2 separate regions of the Homo sapiens genome follow, and region 2 is linked to region 1. Evidence: chromatin loops called from intact Hi-C (ENCODE). Cell type or tissue: dorsolateral prefrontal cortex. All regions are shown on one strand.

Region 1 (2,500 bases):
AGGAGAACAAACGGGAAATAGAAAAGTTTGTGATTGTTTATGCAGAAGTGAGTGGTCTTTCCATTTTCTTCACGCCCATGGAACTCCCCCAGAGTGGGGATTTTTGGTAGGTTTCCTCTTGGTCTCTATCCTGGGAATAGGCCCACCCATGAAGAAGGAATTTCTGGCAGCTTTGTTTCCCAGAAGTTGCTGCTTTTAGTCAGATAAGGGAAGTTCCAAAAGGGCTTCTTTCTGCATCTGTTGACTCTCAAATGTCTTCATATAATCTTAGTAATAAATTAAAATAATCTTCATATCAATTCTGGGGTTCTGAGTAGTCCCCACCATGTTTAAGCTGAGACCTGAAAGTTAAGCAGGAGGAAGCCAGGCAGAAATGTCTCCAAGCAAAGGTTGTACCTCCCCACTCAGGGCTGGCTGAGGCATTGAGTACCTGGATGGGAAGTGGAGTTTAAGATACATCCCAATCAGCTGGGCGCAGTGGCTCCCACCTGTAATCCCAGCACTTTGTGAGGCTGAGGTGGGCGGATCACCTGAGGTCAGGAGTTGGAGACCAGCCTGACCAACATGGAGAAATCCCGTCTCTACTAAAAATATAAAATTAGCCAGGCATGGTGGTGCATGCCTGCAATCCCAGCTACTCGGGAGGCTGAGGCAGGAGAATCACTTGAACCTGGGAGGTGGAGGTTGCAGTGAGCCAAGATCGCGCCATTGCACTCCAGCCTGGGCGACAAGAGCAAAACTCGGTCTAAAAAAAAAAAAAGATACATTCCAATCCTAAAACTCTGGATTTCCTTGAGACAGAAAGAAGGAGATGAAAATTAAAATTGGGGCTCAACATTAGGCTTGGAGTCAGAATGTCTGAGTTAGACCTGACTGCCCATCAACTGTGTGGTCCCAGACAGGTCATTTAATGTCTCTGAGCCCCAATTTCTCATGTGCAAAATGGGAGTGACGCACCAACCTCAAAGCACCGTGGTGAGGTCGGATGAGCCAGTCTAAGAGAGCAAAGAGCGGGCATTCAGCAAGTTTAAGTGGAATCTGAAGTCTGGCTTTAGCTCATCTCTTGGTATCAAGTGCCCAAGTCATGGGCCTGGGGTCCAATGACATGGAGTGGTCTGGCTCCAGTCTGAAAGTGCCAGTCTCTCTCCAGCCAGTCCCGGGTAGCCAGGTGGAGCCTGGACAGAGAGAGGGAGGATGAGCCTGCAGATTGCAGAAGCAGCCCTGAAGACCAGGCTTTGAGCAGGATAGAGGCAAAATACTAGCCTTTCGGCCAAAGGGCTCAAGGGCCACGGTGAGAAAGAGCAGGCCAGCCCCGGGAGTGGGTGGGCAAGGAGCGTCCGGTCCGAGAGCGCCCAGGGCGTTTGGAGGCTCGAGGGGCAGACAAGTGCTCCACAGAGCACTTCTTAGGCAGGGAGGAACCGGCCCCTGCGCGGTATTTGGTATGCGGCGCCCTCTGCTGGTGAATATCTGAACTGCATGCACCTGTCAGAACCCGGGAAAATTCATTCCTTCTTCACAGGAAGCACTCAAGACAGTCACAGGCCGCCCGGGCTCTAAAGCTGAGTTTAGTTTTGGTGGCAGATTACCAAGCCTCAGGTCATTTTACCTAAACGCTTCATTTGAAAAAAAACTTTTAACAAACTTGCCTGCCGGGCACTGTTTTAGGTACATTACAAATGCCACCCAGCTTTTTATTCAAAGTTATGTGAGCAGGGTCTATTAGCATATCCGTTTTACAGATGAGGACACTGGTGCCAGGGCTTACACGCTGACATGTAAGCATGCATGTAAGCTGACATGCGGCAACCGGGGGGCACCCAGGAAGCCCGGCCACAGGGTGCCTGCACTTCACCATTCCAGTACCTGCCCCCCTTTTTTTTCTTTTTGATATAACAGCTTAATTGAGATATAATTCACATACCATACAATTCACCCACTTAAAACTCACAACTCAGCGGTTTTTAGTGTGGTCACAGGTGTCTGCAACCATCACCAGAGTACGTTTTAGAGCATTTTAATACCCCCTCCAAAAAGCCCCTTACCCATTTGCACTCACTTCCCGCCCCCTCCTTCCTACCCCCAGAAAACCACTAATCAATCTTTCTTTTTTCTTTTTTTCTTTCTTTCTTTTTCTTTCTTCTTTCTTTTTCTTTTCTTTCTTTCTTCCTTCTTTCCCTCCCTCCTTTCCTCCTACCTCCCTCCACTCTCTCTCTCTTTCTTTCCTTCCTTCCTTCCTGCCTGCCTGCCTTCCTTCCTTCCTTCTTTCTTTCTCAAAGTCTCTCTCTGTTGCCCAGGCTGGAGTGCAATGGTGCAATTATGGCTCACTGCAGCTTTGACCCCCGAGCTCAAGTGCTGCTCTCACCTCAGCCTCCGAAGTAGCTGTGTCCACAGGCATGTGCCAGAACACCCAGCTAATTTTTGTGTTTTGTAGAGATGAGATTTCACCATGTTTCCTAGGCTGGTCTCAAACTTTTGGGCTCAAGGGATTTGCCTGTCTTGG
Region 2 (2,500 bases), 300 kb before region 1:
GTTCATTGTGTCACATATTGATTTTTCCAGGAGTTAAAAAAATGCTTAAAAATTAGGGTTTAAAAGGATGAAGCAGTCTTTCAAAAGACATAATGCCTTCTCTAGTCTGAGACACAAAATTCAAATTATGACTTTTGGAGGCCATGACAGTGAAGGGGTGGGAGAAGGATATAATGTGTTCGCACAGAAAGACTGCAAGGATGGTAGGTGAAAGTGACTTCAAAAATAGTGAGTTGTCACCTATGATAAATGAATTCAGAGGATAATATTTTCTTCCAGCTTACTATGGATGTGTAGGGAAATAAAGAGAAAATAATCTACCTTAATGGAAGAAATCAAGTTTTACTATATAATTGGAGGGAAAATGAGTAAAAACAGTTAGAGGCCAGGTGTGATGGCTCACATCTGTAATCCCAGCACTTTGGGAGGCCACGGCAGGCAGATCACCTGAGGTCAGGAGTTAAAGACCAGCCTGGCCAACATGGTAAAACCTTGTCTCTACTAAAAACACAAAAACTAGCCAGGTGAGGTGGTGCCGCACCTGTAATCCCAGCTACTCAGGAGGCTGAGGCAGAAGAATCACATGTTCACCTCCAGGCTTGAACCCGGGAGGCAGAGGTTGCAGTGAGCCAAGACCGCGCCACTGCACTCCAGCCTGGGCAACAAGAGCAAAACTCCATTTCAAAAAACAAAACAACAACAACAACAACAAAGCAAAAAAAAAAAAAAAAACCAGTTACAGTAGAATAGAGAAATCTGAACCAATAAAATCTTATTTCTATCAAACCCAGGCAGGAATTGTTACTTTTTTATTATACACATCTCCTGCTCATAAAGCTTAAAAGGTTCCTCAGTGTCAAACACCACAAAGTCCTAATACCTTATTCTGGACTTTAAAGCTTCATCCTTCCTTCCGTGCACACCGGTCCTTAATCCTTCCCAGCTCTCATCATGCCAGCTGACTCGGCTGGACACAATTCATTTATAGTTACATACTATATTCCTTGCTGTTGCAGAGGTTAAAAAAAAAAAGTAAAAATCCAAGAAGAGTAGATTCTGTTAATGGGAGGACTGCATTAACAGCATGATAGCTGATATATTTAGGTATGCAAATCTGAGATGGGCGAGAGATTTGTAAAAGAACAGGGATCTAGGAAGAAAAGATTTCAGGCACTGACGTGGACAGCACAGAAGAGGGTCTCTGAAGAACTCTACACAGAGAGCACAGCACCAGCAACAGGAGCAGGAGGCGGGGCACACAGCTGGCACCTGCCCTGCATTCATTTACCGCCTCTTTTCTCCTTTGCTCCATCACTATTTCAAATCCCACCCATCCTTCAGCATGTCCAGCTCCAGGCCCACACCTCCTCTAGGGGGCAGTGCTGCCCTCCTGAACTCTTATAGGTTTTCTTGCCTATAATAGTAATATAACATCTGGCCGTAAAAGAAGTGGCAATATTTCTTTCATCTTCCCTATCACATAAGATATATACACATTTTTTGATGGAGTCTTGCTCTATCGCCCAGGCTGGAGTGCAGTGGCGGGATCTCAGCTCACTGCAACCTCCGCTTCCCAGGTTCAAGCAATTCTCCTGCCTCAGCCTCTGGAGTAGCTGCAATTACAGGCACCCACCACCACGCCCAGCTAATTTTTGTATTTTTAATAGAGACAGTGTTTCACCATGTTGGCCAGGCTGGTCTTGAACTCCTGACCTCGTGATCCACCTTCCTCGGCCTCCCAAAGTGCTGGGATTACAGGCGTGAGCCACCGTGCCCAGCCCACATAAAATATATATTTTTAAATGTCTTTAGGTCAGTGTCTGTGTCTCCTAATTCTTCCCCATCTGTATAGTGAAACATATTCACTGTTTTCTAAATGGGTAATTAAATAAACATGGATGGGTGAATATCTGTAGGAGATTCCATAAAATGCTACGATTATAATTTCAAAATAAGGTAACCTTAATGTGTATGCAGTTTCCTGATTATAGAAAAGAACTAAGAAGCCAATTGAAATCTGAAATCAACCAAAACCTTCATCCCTGCTATACCCTGATCTTTGTTCCATAGGAGCCAAAATAAAAAACCATACACAACAGCAGGTGTTTTATGACAGAAACTAAGACCAGAAAAAGGATATTTAAATTTAGAAAAATAATACCTTTAATAGTCAACTGTCTTGTTTAGAACAAGCCAGACAAGATATTAATAAATAAAAGCATGCAAGCCAACTGACCATTAACCTACTCATCCACAAATTATTTTTCAATTGGACCTTACACTGGATAGCAGTCACACAGTCCATAATTACTGCTATGATGAATCAATCGCTTTGATTTTTCCATCATTCAAAGTTGAGGGTTAAAAGTAAGTTCCTGGAAAGCTTTTTCAAGTATCAAAGTAGAATATGTTCATTAATTTAAAATGGCAATAGTATAAGGAAACAGAAAAGATGCTCAATCTAATCGCCTAGTGAAAACAAAATTCTGAAGTCCTTTTT

Evidence for each region. A loop is a pair of places that touch in the nucleus more often than their neighbours do. Peaks named below come from ENCODE experiments on the same cell type or tissue, not always from the same donor. Only the 100,000 strongest peaks of a DNase experiment are listed, where the experiment ranks them.
Region 2: it touches region 1 in a loop (6-fold over the local background); 19 of 110 quality-filtered maps call a loop at or near these places.

What each region holds. Positions count from the first base shown.
Region 1 is chr14:90,234,076-90,236,575 of GRCh38, forward strand. No RefSeq gene overlaps it. Among named protein-coding and RNA genes, the nearest start is that of PSMC1, 21 kb to the right of the region's middle. In dorsolateral prefrontal cortex, CTCF peaks have their summits at 1,453 (motif pointing left) and 1,656; a DNase peak (open chromatin) is centred at 1,446; H3K4me3 peaks cover 267 bases.
Region 2 is chr14:89,938,257-89,940,756 of GRCh38, forward strand. The region is part of intron 3 of EFCAB11 (EF-hand calcium binding domain 11); the gene reads right to left. Among named protein-coding and RNA genes, the nearest start is that of EFCAB11, 15 kb to the right of the region's middle. In dorsolateral prefrontal cortex, CTCF peaks have their summits at 1,370 (motif pointing right) and 1,596; a DNase peak (open chromatin) is centred at 1,375; H3K4me3 peaks cover 853 bases; H3K27ac peaks cover 529 bases.